Linked DNA regions of Homo sapiens: region 1 is linked to region 2. Evidence: chromatin loops called from intact Hi-C (ENCODE). Cell type or tissue: ovary. All regions are shown on one strand. Each heading gives the region's core, and the rest is flanking DNA. Links, peaks and the distances in the headings are about the cores only. Region 1 overlaps TESMIN (testis expressed metallothionein like protein). Region 2 has its middle 40 kb from the start of GAL.

Evidence for each region. Hi-C counts contacts between places; a loop is a spot of excess contacts. Peaks named below come from ENCODE experiments on the same cell type or tissue, not always from the same donor. Only the 100,000 strongest peaks of a DNase experiment are listed, where the experiment ranks them.
Region 1: a loop joins it to region 2, with 2.7 times the contacts of the local background. A loop is called at or near these places in 3 of 110 quality-filtered maps.

The regions. Positions count from the first base shown.
Region 1 is chr11:68,708,563-68,716,894 of GRCh38, reverse strand. TESMIN (testis expressed metallothionein like protein) reads left to right here. Exons shown (of 10, transcript NM_004923.3): 7 at 956-1,058; 8 at 3,488-3,625; 9 at 5,846-6,021. Among named protein-coding and RNA genes, the nearest start is that of GAL, 28 kb to the right of the region's middle. RefSeq lists an enhancer at 4,105-4,605. In ovary, for the core only: no CTCF peak of the experiment used is centred there; a DNase peak (open chromatin) is centred at 3,991.
Region 2 is chr11:68,640,655-68,648,986 of GRCh38, reverse strand. No RefSeq gene overlaps it. Among named protein-coding and RNA genes, the nearest start is that of GAL, 40 kb to the left of the region's middle. In ovary, for the core only: no CTCF peak of the experiment used is centred there; no DNase peak of the experiment used is centred there.

The DNA.
Region 1 (8,332 bases), core at 244-8,243, 68 kb before region 2:
CAGAAGACAGTGACAGGGGTCTTCTCTGGTCACAGGTGGAAGCCATGGGGTGGCTCTCTGGGGCGCGGGTCATAGGTGGCACAGTAGGAGTCCTTGCCTTGATGCTACATTTTCACATGAGTTAAGGAGAGCGTCGCCCTTGCCCATCCCAGTAAGGGTAAAGCGCGTGCCTGTAAACACCTCTCTGCCTTACAATGCAGGAGCAGGCGTCTTACAAGACCTTGGGAGGGAGACTGGCTGCCAGCACTGGCGGCTCTCCCAGGAAGCCCTCAGAGCCAATCCACAGCACTGCCACCCACCTGTGTGGCCCCAGGAGTCACAGGGCATGGTGGTGTCCACTCCAAGGGCCTCACTAGACTCAGGATTCTCGAACAACCCTCGCATTACAACCAAGAGGTGTGACTGCAGCCGCCTCATCCATTCCTTTCCTCTGCCATTCACTTCCCCCTCACAGAATGAAAGCGAGTTAAGGCCTAGGCCAGGTTCCACCTCTGGGTCCCATTAGTTTTCACTCAAAGTCAAGGTCTGGTGAAGAAGTGAACACACCTTCAGTCATGTTGGATGGACTGGGGAAGTTGATGGGGACAGCTCTTCATTACTTGATGTTTCTGCCCACCAAACTTATTGCGCTCCTGGGAAAATGGCGGAGGGCAATTAGGGGCCAGGGAGGATTGATTGATGCAATGGATTTGACAGGAAATTGTTTTGCTTTGCAAAATCCTATATTATGAAACAAATGGTTTTAACTAGTTTTACTCCCTTCTGTGTTAGTCACTGGTGAGCATTATCCTAGTTGATCTAGTTCTCATATAAAAGGAGTCTGAGCCGTCTATGAAAGTGTTCAGTGTTCTGACTGCAGCACACTGCCCGCTCTTTCCTTACACGTGTGTGCTCTTCTTTTCACTACTCACTGTGCCGTCTGTGCCTGCCACTCACTCTGTCCTTTCCTTCACAGGTACTGTGACTGCTTTGCCAGTGGGGACTTTTGCAACAACTGCAATTGTAATAATTGTTGCAACAACTTGCATCATGATATTGAACGGTTTAAAGCCATTAAGGTAATAAATGTCCATTAAATGTATGCATTTTAAAAGCATTTCAAACTGTTTGAGATGTTCATAAAATCACCTTCAGAGATTCCTCATTGGAAAAAACCCACAGTTTTGAAGAATTTACATTGAATACAACTTGATTCCTGCCGGTGGGGGTATTGAACCACGACAAGCGGCTGTTGTAAAAGTGGTAGGCAGAGAAAGGCCTTTTCCCTTTTATTATGTGGGAAGGCTTCAGAGATGCAGCAGTCTAGGAAGGTTCTGATTCAAGAACATGCGAATGTCCACTTTATCTTGGAGTTTAGACATTTGGGGTCATCTTACATAGCAGATAAGCATGAGCTGGAGCAGTGTAGCCGCAAAGGTGTAGACAGTCCACTGCGTGAGAAGGCTAGGGGAAAGTGATCAGGCAGCCTACATTTTCAATTGTAAAATTTAACAATTTAAATTTCACCCCTCAGCTTCCAGAAAAAGAGAAGAATCTAGGTTTTCCCAGAGACGCAAAAGGTTACTTTGATGCCCCCGATGGCCACTCTGCTGAAGGCTAAACACAGGAGCTTGCAGCTTTTATCCCTTTCTTTAGGCACAAAAGATAATCAGGGATAAAGGAGGGACAGTTAGGCTCAAGGCTGTCAACCTACTCCAGGGAGACACTTCCGGTGCCCACTCATTCACGAAGGGAAATTGAGAGCCATTGACTGTAGACCTGAGAATGTCCTGTGCAAATAGAACACAATTATAAGGGTGTGGCTGCTCTCTGCATTGTTTTCTAAAATAATTTAATTCTCCTCTTGAATTATGGATAAATGACTTGAAATATCTAACCAATTTTGATATAGCCAGAGCCATAGGACAGAAGAAAATTGTCACGCATGTAAACTTTAGTACATTTTATTTAGGGATAAAGAATACTATCTACAGTTAAAACTGTAAAAACAAAAAGGGTTGGAATTTTCATACATTGCTGATAGGCATATAAAGGGGCACAACCACTTCGGGAAACTGTTTGACAATAGCTACCAAAACTAAACCTTTGTGTATGCTATGATCCAGCCATTTCCTTCCTACAAATATAGCCAATAGAAGCAAGCGCCAATGTCCACTGGGAGATTTGTACGGGAATGTTCACAGCAGCTTCATTCAGAGTAGCCAGGCACTGGAAACAGCCCAAATGTCCATCCGTGGTAGAATGGATGAATTGATGCATTGATGAAAAGCAGGAGCTACAGCTAAGCGCAGCAGTGCGGACGGACCTCCTAGTTGTTATCTGAGGGAGGCAGCCGACACGGGAGTACAAGCTGTGGGATTCCACTTACCTGAGGCACCAGCATAGGCAAACCTAAAGCCCTCTATGTCTGAAGAGCATTCCCCGCGGGGGTGCACCGCTGAGGAGGAGTCACAAGGCAACCTGTGGGGCCGCCTGTCCTCTAACTTGACCTTGGTAGCAGGTACACAGGTGTGCACAGGTACACAGGTGTGCACACATGCACAAGATCATCATGCCACAGCTGCAGATGTGTGCCTCCACTGCCTGTCACACTTCAGTGATCCGTGAAAATGCCTAAAGCCGCGCACCGCAGGCTGGGGCTGTCCAGCAGCACATTCTGTAGCGATGGCCCTGTGCTAGGGGCCGTGCTGCTGGACAGCACCGATTCCAAATGTCAACCCCAGGAAGCGGAACGGAGGCCACAGACTTCCACTGTGACCTCTGTATTTGAATTTTTACAAAGAGCGTTGAATTGTTTTGTATGTAAAGATATGTATGTATTTGTGTGTATAGATAGATTAAAAAGGGACAACAAATAGACCTGGATAACATATCGTGTGTATTGCTTGGGAAAGGCATGGCCCAGCGGTTGAGACCTGCTTTGAAGTCAGCACAGGGACTTTGAATCAGGATCTCGCCACTTACCAGCAGTTATTTAACCTCTCGGTGCCTGGGTTTCTCCGGGTATAAAACAATCATACGTTAGTTGCTGAGGATTAAATGAGAGGGCATGTATATATAAATCCCATGGAAAGAAGCCTGGCACATGGTGTGTTGAGTTGTGATCAGGCAGTGTGAGCTGCTAGTATGGTCCACGGTCTCAACCATCTTAGGAAAGAGGGCCCCAGAAATGCTGGATGGAAATGTGTCCACACGGAAATAATGATTTTCTTTGCATCTTTACCATCTATTATTTTTTTACAGTAAATATGTAAGACTTGGAAACTCAGAAAACAAAACATGAAGAAACCTTAGCTACAATATATCTTTTTGTGTATGGAAACAAATGGAAATCAAACAAGAAGGGGCTGCACCTTCTGAACCATGTCAAGAGACTCTGTTTATTGTGGCATCTTTTACAACAATCAGATTCAAATGAGATGCCCTTCATTGAGCTGAGTTTTAAATGATAAAATCCATCCTGATGGAGCTTCCCATTCTACCCTAGGCATGTCTTGGTAGAAATCCAGAAGCTTTCCAGCCAAAAATTGGGAAGGGCCAATTGGGCAATGTCAAGCCCCAGCACAACAAAGGGTGCAACTGCAGGAGGTCAGGCTGCCTGAAGAATTACTGCGAGTGCTATGAGGTTAGTGCCCAGCTCCCTAACTCACTAACAAAAAACACAGGTAAATATGTTGAGTAACTTTTGTGGTTAAAAAAACTTTGCTGTAATTTAAAAAGATAAATATAATTATTTTTTTCTTCCAGAGTTTCTAGAAGGACACTTACATCAATCTGAATTAATTTCCCAAATACAGCTGAGCTTTGTGAACCGGGTCAATTTGCTGAGGGCTCCTTTTGGAGCATGTTGCTTCCCCTGAGCCCAGCCCTGAGTACCCAGTGAGGGTGCCCTCTGCGTGGCTTTGTCCCTCTGTGGCCACTGATCCACGCTGGTCCTCCAACAGGGTGGAAGCTCCCGGAGGGCAGCCGCGCCTCTTCCTCCCTGAGCAAAGCCCAGGTGCTCTAGGTGGGGCCGTGGGGGACAGTTTGGCCTCAAAGTCTCAGTCAGTTCCAAGTCCCTGTGGCGCTTGTCCCCAGACATCCATTCACCTGGTGCTTTGACCAAGGGTAGCTCCTCCCTGGCTCACAGCCCCATCAGAGACCAGAATGGACAGCCAGCCTAAGCCAATGGAGAGAGGCTAACAAAGCAAGCTGCAGATCACGGCCTGGACAAAAGCTTTTTCTTTTCCCAAAGATTAATGAGGACCCACTTTCCCCTTCAGTGCTGTCGCAGTTTCACCTCTCTTTGCTATTTCTCTTTTCCTTTGTGTTGAGGGAAAGGAGGAAAGAGAAAGTGAGGGAACCCTTAGGCCCTATCAGGGGAACAGCCGAGCAAACCTTCCTTACAAACCTCTGTTTTGGTTTGCTTGAGGTCTTTTGGGGGTTCCTGTGAATTATACTTTTCAAAGGCTGTCTGTCACAGAGGGTTGGGCTTGAGAACAGTCCACCTGATTCTGGAGACATGCACTGAAAGACCTGGGAAGGTGGACCCCACACTCCCCAGCTCGGATGTGGAAAACACAGTCAAAACACGACAGAGATGCACAGTTGAAATGGGACTGACATCACCCCCGAGGAACCACTTCCAATCGCACCCACAGCAGCTCCTCTGTCCTGCAAAACACCTTCACTGGCTGCCATGGAACTGTGGCTCAGCCCACTTCCCCAAGGCAGAGCCTATGCTGGGCACAGCCCACAGAATGTGCAGGCTCAGAGGAAAGGGATAGCACTGCCCTTTAGTCTCTGGCATTCGTGTAGACTAGAAACTCTATAAAGCCTCCTGCTTCAAAACACCCAGAGGTGCAGATGAAACAGAACGCATCCCCCTGAAGATGCATCTCTCAGCTGGAAAGAACAGAGGGAAATCCCCGGGGGGCTGAAGGAAAGAGAAAGCCAAAAACCATAGTGATTGGCAGTGCCAGCTCTTGGTCAGCCCCTGGGGCCCACATGAGCAAGAATTTGGCATGAGGGGGCAAGAGGGGGCTTGCTGGGTACAGATGGGACATGCCGGCCCCCTCAGCATCACATTGCCAGGAAAAGCTTGAAACAAAATCCACCCACAAGGCAGCAGGAGAGGTCTCCCCTGACAGCTCCCAGCCACAGGCCTGCTCTCAGGCAGATTTCGAATTCTACTCTCTTGTACATTCTCTGCACCCATAGAACCAGCATAATAGCCTCACATGCTGAAAGAGAACCATAAGCTAGAGTTTTATAATCAGCTAAGGCAGGCTTTCTTCAAAACAAGTCAAAGAAGCAGCCTGCTGGCTCCCGGGTAGAGAAGGGAGAGCAACACCCTCTCTCTGCTTGGGACTCACACCCATACACTCGGCCTCCACTCTGTCAGCAGCAGGACTATGGCATCTCCACAACAGCAGCACTTGATGAAAACTGCAGGTCACACACACACACACACTCTCAAACGCACACATTCAAACACACACAGTCACACACACATTCACATTCACTCACACATATACACACACATACCCAAACCCCACATACACTCATGCACACACACGCACACTCGACACACACACACCCCACACACACTCATATACACGCTCAACACACACACACTCTTACACATTCACACTCAACACACACACACCCCACACACACTCATACACACACTCACGTTCAACACACGCTCTCACCCACACATTCACACTCAACACACACAGACACACACACACTCTCTGTCATGGGCAAATATACGCGAAGAATTATTTAAGGTCCAAATAGAATTTGTCAGTTTTTGATGACTTGTGAGACAACCTAATTTTATTGAAGCATTTTATATTACCAGGCCCAAATTATGTGTTCTTCTATTTGCAAATGCATTGGTTGCAAAAATTATGAAGAAAGCCCAGAACGAAAGACACTAATGAGCATGCCAAACTACATGCAGACTGGAGGTTTGGAAGGCAGCCATTACCTGCCACCAACGAAATTTTCAGGACTTCCAAGATTCAGTCACGATAGGTAGGTACTTTGAACTAACCTCTGCTAATAGAGGGAACAGAGGTTAATTTGAGAGGAGAATTAACGACAATTTATACACTGGAAAGAATGTGTGAGCCTGCAGGGGCGGGCGTGTGTTTGGGGGCAGAGGGAAGTCGTTCCTCCCTCCATGGGCTAATCCTGGGTGGCCACTGTGTTTCCTTAGAGGCCCCGCTGCAGAAACCTGTTTTGTCCTCTTTGTCTTCTCATCCTCACTGTCTGAGTTACTCCCGTTTTGTACCAGACAAAAGAGCCCTGCTGCCAGGATCACCAGCAGGGCTAGCAGAGTTCTGACACTGCCTTTGCGTTAATATAGAGCCACAACGACCCAGCGCAGCAAAGACAGTGCGTACCTCCCTATCCTTTATCGTGGGAAGTGGCAGCAAAGAGCTGTACTTGGTCCAGATTGTTTTCCTTACTAAGCAGTTGTGGATCCGGATTAGTTGGATAATTTTGCATTTATCAGTTTTGAAGCCACATTGTAATCCTAGTAGTTCTCAAAGTTGAGTCATAGTTTTACTATCTATTAGATTCCATTCATTTGTTTAAAAAAAACTTCGAGTTCAATGTAATGGTCATATCATGATAAACTACCAGATGTCATTAATTAATATTTTGCAAAGCCAAATTCATGCTTATTTGGTTAGAGAGATATCAGAAATACTCATGATTGTGACCTACAGGGGTCTTTTTTTTGAGACCAGGGCTTTCACTCAGTTGCTCAGGCTGGAGTGCAGTGGTGCGATCACAGCTCACGCAGCCTCAACCTCCCCAGGTTCAGGTGATCCTCCCACCTCAGCCTCCTGAGTAGCTGGGACTACAGGCACGCACCACCACATCCGGCTGATTTTTCTACTTTTTGTAGAGATGGGGTCTCGCCATATTGGTCTCGAACTCCTGAACTGTGATTCATCCACCTCTGAGTCCCAAACTGCTGAGATTACAGGCGTAAGCCACCGCACCCAGCTGACCCACAGAGGTCTTTATCAGTAAAAATTTACCAAAACCTGGCTGCATTGTCTGTGAAGTGATGTGTGAAAATGTCATCGCCTGCAGCAGGATGTGTGTTCTGTGGAGTCCGGTGGGGGCCTGTACATTGGAGCCTCGTCTTGCAGTGTTAGCAGCCCTTCTTTTCCCAAGGGCAGCCCTATCTTTTCTTCTTCAACCAAAGTCATCGTGTATTGTCTTTATAGAGAGACTTTAATCCAACATTTTGCTTTATTTTTATAATCCAACACTTTTTAATGTTTTATAAAGCTTTCCTGAAAATTTTTCGACTTAGCGCCACCTGGGTTGCTATCTAGCTAAGCCACAGTTGCCCCCTGAGCTCAGTGGGGAGAATAGCTGGCGCTATGTGATGCGGTTCAACTTGTCTTCCAGAACCTCTTTCACAGCTCCAAGCGGCATTGATGGGGAAGGCTGTCCTGACAGCAGGACCCCAAGGTTTGACAGGCGAGTCCTCAGAACCTTGGCCTTCTCTGGCTGCACGTGGGCCTGCGGGGAGGACAGGCAGACACCCAGCGTGGACAGGACTCAGAGCAAAGCTGCTCGGCTTGTCCCCGTGCCCTGCCTCAGCCAAGAGTCCTGCTTCTGCAATTTCCTGCCTGGCCCACGTGCTTGACACTGTAGCCCGGGATCCTCTGGGTTCGTCAGTGAATCTAATTTTGAGGAAATTTCAAACCCGCCATGAGAGGCATGTCAAAAACGGACAGATTTACTTGTCCTCTGTGTTATTCTTCTAAAACCAGTTAATCCTTTCTTTCTTTTCTTTTCTTTCTTTTTTTTTTTTTTTAAGACAGGGTCTCCGCCGGGTGTGGTGGCTCACGCCTGTAATCCTAACACTTTGAGAGGCCGAGGAGGGCAGATCATGAGGTCAGGAGATCGAGACCATCCTGGCCAACATGGCAAAACCCTGTCTCTACTAAAAATACAAAAATTAGCCAGGTGTGGTGGTGCATGCCTGTGATCCCAGCTACTCAGGAGGCTGAGGCAGGAGAATCACTTGAACCAGGGAGTTGGAGGTTGCAGTGAGCCGAGATCGTGCCATTGCACTCCAGCCTGGCAACAGAGCAGGACTCAGTATCAAAAAAAAAAAAAGGGTCTCACTTTGTTGCCCAGGCTGGTCTCAAACTCCTGGCTTCAGACCATCCTCCTGCCTTGGCCTCCCAAGGTGCTGGGATTACAGACCACTGTGCCCAGCCTAATAGTTTCCAGTATGAGGAAGACAACGTTAGATTTTAGTGGATGATGTTCTTTAAAATAGCATGGACAAGCAATGTTCTGTTGAATATAA
Region 2 (8,332 bases), core at 14-8,013:
GGGAGGCCGAGGGGGGTGGATCACTTGAGGTCAGGAGTTCAAGACCAGCCGGGCCAACACGGTGAAACCCCATCTCTACTGAAAACACAAAATTAGCCAGGCGTGGTGGTGTGCACCTGTAACCCAGCTACTCAGGAGGCTGAGGCAGGAGAATCACTTGAACCTGGGAGGCAGAGGTTGTAGTGAGCCGAGATCGCACCACTGTACTCCAGCCTGGGCGACAGTGTGAGACTGTCTCAAAAATAAATAAATAAATTAATTAAAGCAAAACAATCAAATATATACCTTTTTATGGCACTAGAAATTCTATGAAAATAAAATATTTTAAATCCCCATCAAGGAAGCCACTCATCTGGGTGCTTTCTCTGTGTATCTTCTCTCCATCCAGGAGCAGAGGAAGCCCTTGGGGGCAGGGGCAGGGTCTGGCTGAATTATGTGAAACAAAACCTGGGTGCTTAATTTCATTCCTGAGAAAGGACGTTGGCAAAAGTTCATGGGACTGATGGGGCTGAGAAGTCAGATCCCCTGAAATAAAGCTTTTCATAGTGATCCCTCAGCCCCAGGGACCCAGAAGCAGAGGTGTGGGTTCTCAGAGAGAAAACTTCAGTTTCCCTCTTGGTTTAAAAAGAACATGTCAGGAGGGCCGGGCGTGTTGGCTCATACCTATAATCTCAGCAATTTGGGAGGCCAAGGTGCATGGATCACTTGAGGTCAGGAGTTAGGGACCAGCCTGGCCAACATGGTGAAACCCCATCTCTACTAAAAATACAAAAATTAGCCGGGCATGGTGGTGTGTGCCTGTAATCCCAGCTACTTGGAAGGCTGAGGCATGAGAATTGCTTGAATTCAGGAGGCAGGGGCTGAAGTGAGCCAAGATGGGGCCACGGCACTCCAACCTAGGTGACAAAGCAAGACTTTGTCTCCAGAAAAAAAAAAACAAAGAATATGTCAGGAGGCAAGCAGAAAGGAGGGTCACGAGTGGGGCACATAGCAGAGATTCTTTGGAGGAATCTAATTTCAGGGCAATTGGCCCCAACTTATCTCCAAAGCAGAGTTGGAACGGACTCTTTCTCACTACCACTGGTACCTGCCCAAATCTCCTAGACCAGCCTAGTACACCCTAGCCCCCAGCTGCTGTGAACATTGGCTGTTAACCTCTCACTGCTTTCCCCTCAATACAGAAGTGCCCTCAGCTGACGGAAATCACAGCCAATGATGACCTGATGCAGGCAATTAAAGGCCAGCCCTTTGCCTCAGCACGCTCCTAACCCCACAGTCATGGCCATGGCGCCACAGTCTTCCAAGCTCAAGGTGGGAGAATACAGAGGACAAGGCTGGCAGAGGAGCTGGAAATGTAGGGAAGAAATCCTGAAACAAGAGAGCTGTAGAAGGGGTGAGACCCAAATCTGAGTCTAAACTCTGCCCCAATCCTTGGATGGCCATCAAACTACAAACACGTATCAGAGACTTGAGGAAGCTTGGTGAAAAATGAGGGAGATATGAGAGAGGAGTCTACCCTGAAAGATATAAGAGGACTAGGTGATATTCGTGAGTTTTCTGCTCCTTTGAGTGCATGTATTCCCCAAATCATGCACAGCATGCATGGCAGAAAGTTGAATCCTTATTGGTTTGAGGTGTCAGAAGACAAAGTGTAGGGCTGGCTGAGCAGCTGGAAAATTAAGGGTGAACCCCCAAAGCAAGGGAACTACAGAGAGGGTGAGCTGCCAAATCTGAACATAAACTCTGCTCAAATCCTTGGCTAAATATTGAGCATACGGGTGCAAAGGGTTGGCTACAAAGACTACAGCTGGAAGTTGAAAAGCTGAGCAGAGACATCAGCCACTACACACTGTGGAGGAGGCAGACTCTACAGTTTCAGATCAAGCAAGTTAACTGCCTACTGGAACAAAACCCAACAATCTTCAGAAGAACATAACAGAATCCAAAGTTGCTACAAAATACTACCTACAATGTCCAGTTACCAACAAAAAATAACTAGACATACAAAGAAACAAGAATGTATGATCCATATTTAGGAAAAAGACAGTGAATAGAAGTGGATTCTGAATGGACCCAAAGGTTAGATTTCATAGACAAAGACTTCAAAGCTGCTATTTTAAATATGATCAGATAATTAAAGTAAAATATAGTCTTAATGAATAAACAGAGGGGAACCTCAACAAAGAAATGGAAGCTACAAAAAAGAATCAAATGGAAATTCTTCAAGCTGAAAATTAAAACAACAGAAATAAAAATTTCACTGGATAGGCTCAATAGCTTATTGGAGACAGTAGGAGAAAAAATCCATGACCTTGAAGATAGGTCAATAAAATGTATTTAATGCAAAGAACATAGAGAAAAAAGACTTCATTTTTTACCAAGAAAAAGAAATATATCCTGAGAGACCCACAAGACTGTATCAAGCAGTCCAACATGCATGTAATTGGAATCCCAGAAGGAGAGGAGAGAAGAAAAGAAAGGAAAAATACATATATTTGATGAAATAATGGCTTAAAATTTCCCAGATTTGATTAAAAACATTAACTTGAAGATTCGGGAAGCTCAGTGAACCTCAAGTCAGATAAAGCAAACAGACAAAAACCTCGACACATCGTAGACAAGCTACTAAAACCCAACGACAAACAGAGAAGCTTGAAAACTGCAAGAGAATAAAAACAATACATTATATACAGGGGAACAACAATATGTGCCTGGAGGAAAATGAAACAACATATGCAAAGTGCCGGAAGAAAATGAAAGCTGTCATCATGATTATTTCCAGTGAAACTGTTCTACAAAAATGAAAGCCAAAGAAAGACCTTTTCAGGTAAACAAAAGCTGGGAGAATTCTTTTCCAGCTGATTTTCACTGCAAGAGATGCTAAAGAAAGTATGCCGATACTTGATGTTTCAGTAACTACACTTTGTTTTTTTGTTTGTTTGTTTTGAGACAGAGTCTTGCTCTGTGGCCCAGGCTGAAGTGCAGCGGTCTAATCTTGGCTCACTGCAACCTTCACCTCCTGGGTTCAAGCGATTCTCCTGCTTCAGCCTCATGAGTAGCTGGGACTACAGGCTAATACCACCCCACCTGGCTAATGCTTGTATTTTTAGTAGCGATGGAGTTTTGCCATGTTGGCCAGGCTGGTCTTGAACTCCTGACCTCAAGTGATCCACCCGCCTCAGCTTCACAAAGTGCTGAGATTACAGGCATGAGCCACCATGCCCAGCTGTAACTACACTTTTTTTTTTTTTTTTTTGAGACAGAATCTCGCTCTGTCACCCAGGCTGGGGTGCAATGGCGCAATCTCAGCTCACTGCAACCTCTGCCTCCCAGGTTCAAGCAATTCTGCTGCCTCAGCCTCCCCGAGTAGCTGGGATTACAGGCACCTGCCACTACACCTGGCTAATTTTTGTATTTTTAGTAGAGATGGTGTTTCACCATATTGGCCAGGTTGGTCTCGAACTCCTAACCTCATGATCTGCCCACCCTGGCCTTCCAAAGTGCTGGGATTACAGGTGTGAGCCACTGCGCCTGGCCCACATTTTTAAGTAGTTACCACATTTCATGATTTCACATGGTTGGGCGGCTTCTGGGCTTTGTTTTGGGTCCCCTCCAGCCCTGCCGTCCTCCCCTAGGAACCCAGACGAACCACCTGCCGTGTGTTCTGTGCTCACCCCAGGCTCACACCATCATAGAATCTTCCGGAGGATGTGCCCTGTGCTCACTTGTTCTTTCTTTAATGAGACCACGTTTTACACACTTTCTGGAAAATGGCATTTTGTCTCTGATATCCAGTGACAACTGGGCAAGGGTTGAGACTATCCTTTATCCTACTTTGTATTCAAACCCCAGCTTCAAGCTGAGGAGTCATGCCTTTCCCTAATTCTGCAAAATTCAGGGCTAATATTTTTTCAAATACTGCTTCTCCATGGTCTTCTGGATCTCTCCTCAGACTGCGTAGCAGCCCTTCCCTCCTCTCAGAACTTTTTTCTCTTTATGCAGGGTTCTGGCTGAATTTCTCAGCACTGGCTTCCAATTCATCAGCTCTCCACCTATGTCTAGTCTAGAGTTTAGCCTGTCTATTGAGGCGCGTTTTTTATTTCAGTGACCATTTTTTATTTTCAAGATTTCTAATTGGTTCTTTTTAAGCTTTTTGTTTTCCTTCCTTCTTTCCTTCCTTCTTTCCTTCCTTCCTTCTTTCCTTCCTTCTTTCCTTCCTTCCTTCTTTCCTTCCTTCCTTCCTTTCCTTCCTTTCTTTCCTTCCTTCTTTCCTTACTTCCTTCCTTCTTTCCTTCCTTCCTTCTTTCCTTCCTTCCTTCCTTCTTTCCTTCCTTCCTTCCTTCTTTCCTTCCTTCCTTCTTTCCTTCCTTCCTTCTTTCCTTCCTTCTTTCCTTCCTTCCTTCTTTCCTTCCTTCCTTCCTTCTTTCCTTCCTTCCTGTTTGGGGAACCGTATCTTCAGTTCTAGGTTTCTTCATTTCTCTCCTTGAGCCTTCCAAGCACATTTATTTTAGTCTTTATCAGACTATTCTACAAAATTAATTTCATCTGCAGTGGATTCTAATTATTGACTGGATAACTTTGTGAACATTAGAATTCTGGGCGTGTTTTGGAACATCGGTTTGCAAGCTCTTCCGAGCTGGTATGACTTTTCTTTCTCTTCCCTGTTCTCATTGTTTCAGGATTGCTGCCCCCCTACCGCCTCACCCCTCCAGCTCCTGGTTCTTTGTCCCAGCCATCTCCTGTGGTACTGTGCTGTGTCTGCCTTGTGGAGACCCTGAGGATGTTCTGGATGGAGTTACCAAGCCCCCGACAGGCTGGTCCAGTTCCTGGCCTCCACAACGTGTGTGTCCTTTTGCCTCGGGAGACCAGCTGCTCCCTAAAGGCTGCAGCCCCCAGCAGAGTTTGGCCTGTTTTTCTGCCTGTTTCACAAGAGAGTGAGCCCCCCTGGCTCCAGCTGCCCACCTGCACGAAGCTCTGTTAATGGCTGGGACCTCCGTAGCACCTGGGCCCCCAGCCTGGTGCTGGGCCTGGGCTTCAGCTTCTCTCCAACTCCCATCTACTCCACATCTGGTCCTGGGAGATGTTTACTTTCCTTCTGAGCCCAGCAATGTCTTCTTAGTTTTCTCTTTGTCGAGGCCATGGATCATTCCTCCGGGCCATGTCGAATGTGCTGTGTTTATCTTGTCTGTGGAGACGAAGGGCCGAAGTGTGAATGCACAGCGCCACCTTAACCAGACGTTCAAATCATTCTTTTTAAAAGCTGCATAAAACTCCGCGGCATCCAGTGCTCCCCAGGCGGTGGGTGTTTTTGTTTCATGGTTTGATGGGTTTTTTTTGCCCGATGAATAACGCTGCTGTGCATCAGGGTGCATACAGCCTTAAATACCTGTATGCAGCTTTCAAAGCTGTTCTATAATGTCTCACTTTATTCTTTCCACATTTGCAGCTTTTTATCTTTGTATCTTATCTTTTTTCTGAGTTTCTTTTGGTATATTTTGTTGTTCTTTTTCCAGTTTCTTAAAATGAAGAGCTGTTACTCAAAAAAAAAAAAAAATTCTAGAACAAGGCAGGCATTGAGGTGAGCCACGTCTTCTGGCCCCCACTCTGCCGTGTGCTGTCTACTTTGTGAAGAAGTGTGCTTCTTCTTAATGCTTCCGAGAGAGTTGGTAGCTTTCATTTCATGGCAAAGATTATCAAGGAGTGTTTCTACATTTCCAAGAGGATTTCGGTCACTTTGAAAAAGAGAAGATCAATTTTACTGTGGTATGATTTTATTTATTTATCATTTACTTATTTTTAGGGTCAGGGTCTCGCTCTGTTGCCCAGGCTGGAGTGCAGTGGCATGATCACGACTCACTGCAGCCTCCGACTCCTGGGCACAAGCAATCCTCCCACCTCAGCCTCCCAAGTAGCTGGGACTACAGGCATGAGCCACCATGCCTGGCTGTGGTATGATTTACATCTGAGAAAACTAACCCATAGGTTGTAGGCAGGATAATGGCCCTCACCCAGATGTCTACATCCTAATTTCCCACTCCTTTTACATCTGTAAGATTTTGCTTTGTGTTCTAAGACCAGGTTTATTAGGTGTACACACATTTAGAACTGTTACATGGTCCAGGTGGACTGGCCCTCTTAATGCTGATGAAATGTCTGTATTTTACTCTGGTAACTCTTCTTCCCTCGCAGCCTCCTTTGGTGTCAGTAGTTAATAGTGCCACATCAGCTCTGCTCATTTAGCATCTTCGTGGCGTATGATTTCAGTCCCCTTCAGCCCTTCTGTGACTTTCTATGTGCGTGTCTCTTATAAGTAGCATACGATCGAATATAATATTTTACTCAATGTTACAATATTTGTTTTTAATTGGAGCATTTTGTCTATATATATATATTTTGAGATGGAGTCTCACTCTCACCCAGGCTGGAGTGCAGTGGTGCAATATGGGCTCACTGCAACCTCTGCCTCCTGGGTTCAAGCAATTCTCCTGTCTTAGCCTCCTGAGTATCTGGGATTACAGGTGCCCCTGCCACCACGCCTGGCTAATTTTGTATTTTTAGTAGAGACGGGGTTTTGCCATGTTGGCCAGGCTGGTCTTGAACTCCTGACCTCAGGTGATCTGCCCGCCTCAGCCTCCCAAAATGCTGGGATGACAGGTGTGAGCCACCATGCCCGGCCTCCATTTATATCTAATGAAGTGAATTCAGTTACACAGATGTGGGTCTGGACCCGCCGCCCACTGTCTCTGTGTTCTTTGCCCTCCTTCCCCTCATTTTTTGCCCTCTTTGATGTGCCGTGGAAATTCGCGGACGGCGTTGGCAGTGCGAAGCTTCGTTGGGGAGAAGGGTCGGGCAGGGATGCTGCAATCCACAACTCAGATCCGAGAAAGGCTCCCCGCCCAGCCAGGAGTGCAGGGTGAAGGCTGGCCAGCAGAACAGCCCCGTGCTGGCCTGAGATGGCTGGGCTTAGCACTTGGGGGGAGCGCCCCATAAGAGAGTGACCTTGGTCCTGCTGCCTTGCTCAGTCCCTGGCTGTGCTGAGCTGGGAAGGCAAACCCTGGGGGAGCTGGCAGCTGGGGGCTGCCCCTGACCACATGCCTCGCAGCTGCTGGGCAGAGCATCCTCTGTCTAAGGAGGTCTGATTCTACCCTGTGTCTGCCATTATCCGCCCTTGCACTGGCCGGATCCCCTTTTCCACACATGTGGGAAACCACCCTTCCAGGGCCCCTCTCTCTGTGTATTTAGAAGAGGGAAATTAATGGAAAAAATGACAGCCCCATAGCCAACTGCGTTCATCTGGGAACACAGTGGTCCCTCTTGTCCCCGCCTCTACTTTCTGTTCTAAATTGCCCTGGCGCTCAGCTGTCTCCTGTTGGCATCAGGTGCATCTGGTGGCTGGACCCAAGCCCTATGTTCCTGAAGACTGTGAGCCCCTGTGAGTCCCTGCTAACCATGCCCTTTTGGGGTCAGAGTTGCTATTCAGATCCATTTCCGGTCATAATCGGAAGAGGGGGTGCCAAGAAGCACCTGCCCACGTCGGGTGTCTGAGTCCCACATGTATTCCTCTCTGCCGCCTGCTCTCAGGTGACAGCAGCCCCCATGTCCCCCTGCTGCTCAGGGCCAGCCACCCCCACTAAGAGGGTGGCTCCTCTTACGGCTTGCTGGCTGGGCCAAAAGGAGCCTGCAGTACCCTGGTGGAAGCTACAGCTTGTAGTTCTGTCCTCTGGCAAGCAAACACCTCCTTTGGAACCAGAACCGCTAACCTTGCAGAGCCAAGACTGGGGAGATGGAAAACACAAACAGGGGTGACCAGGAGTGATGCTGAGTGGGCCGCCCTGCTCCCACCCCTCAGCTCCCAGACCTATGTGTGCTTTCTGCTGAGAACACAGTGCCATATGAAGGCCTCTGACTCAATGTCCCCATGCCATCCGGGATGACGGGGCCTGTAGTTACAGGGCATTGCTTCAGCTCTCCGTGTGGGAGGCCACTCCAACACCCAGCCAGTCCAGCAGCTTCCGAACAATGAGACGCAATGAGTAGATCCTAGGGACACAGACCCTTTCCCACATCTCCTTCACTGCAAAGTGGCTTCCCTGATCAGAAGTGATGTTGTGAGCCCTTCTACGCCGATGAACAGGACATTCCTTAAGCGCTTGGACAGTGATGCCAACTGAGGCCCTGGAGCCAGGAAAGACAAACTCCTACCTAGAAGAGATGTCTATTTTTGTGCAAACCACTGGCCTTTCCAGAATGAAAGAGGCCCAGTGGGTCCACTTGCTGTCAAGTGGCTGGTTGGTCTCCTGTGAACCTGGGCCACACTGGCAGTGGGATGCTG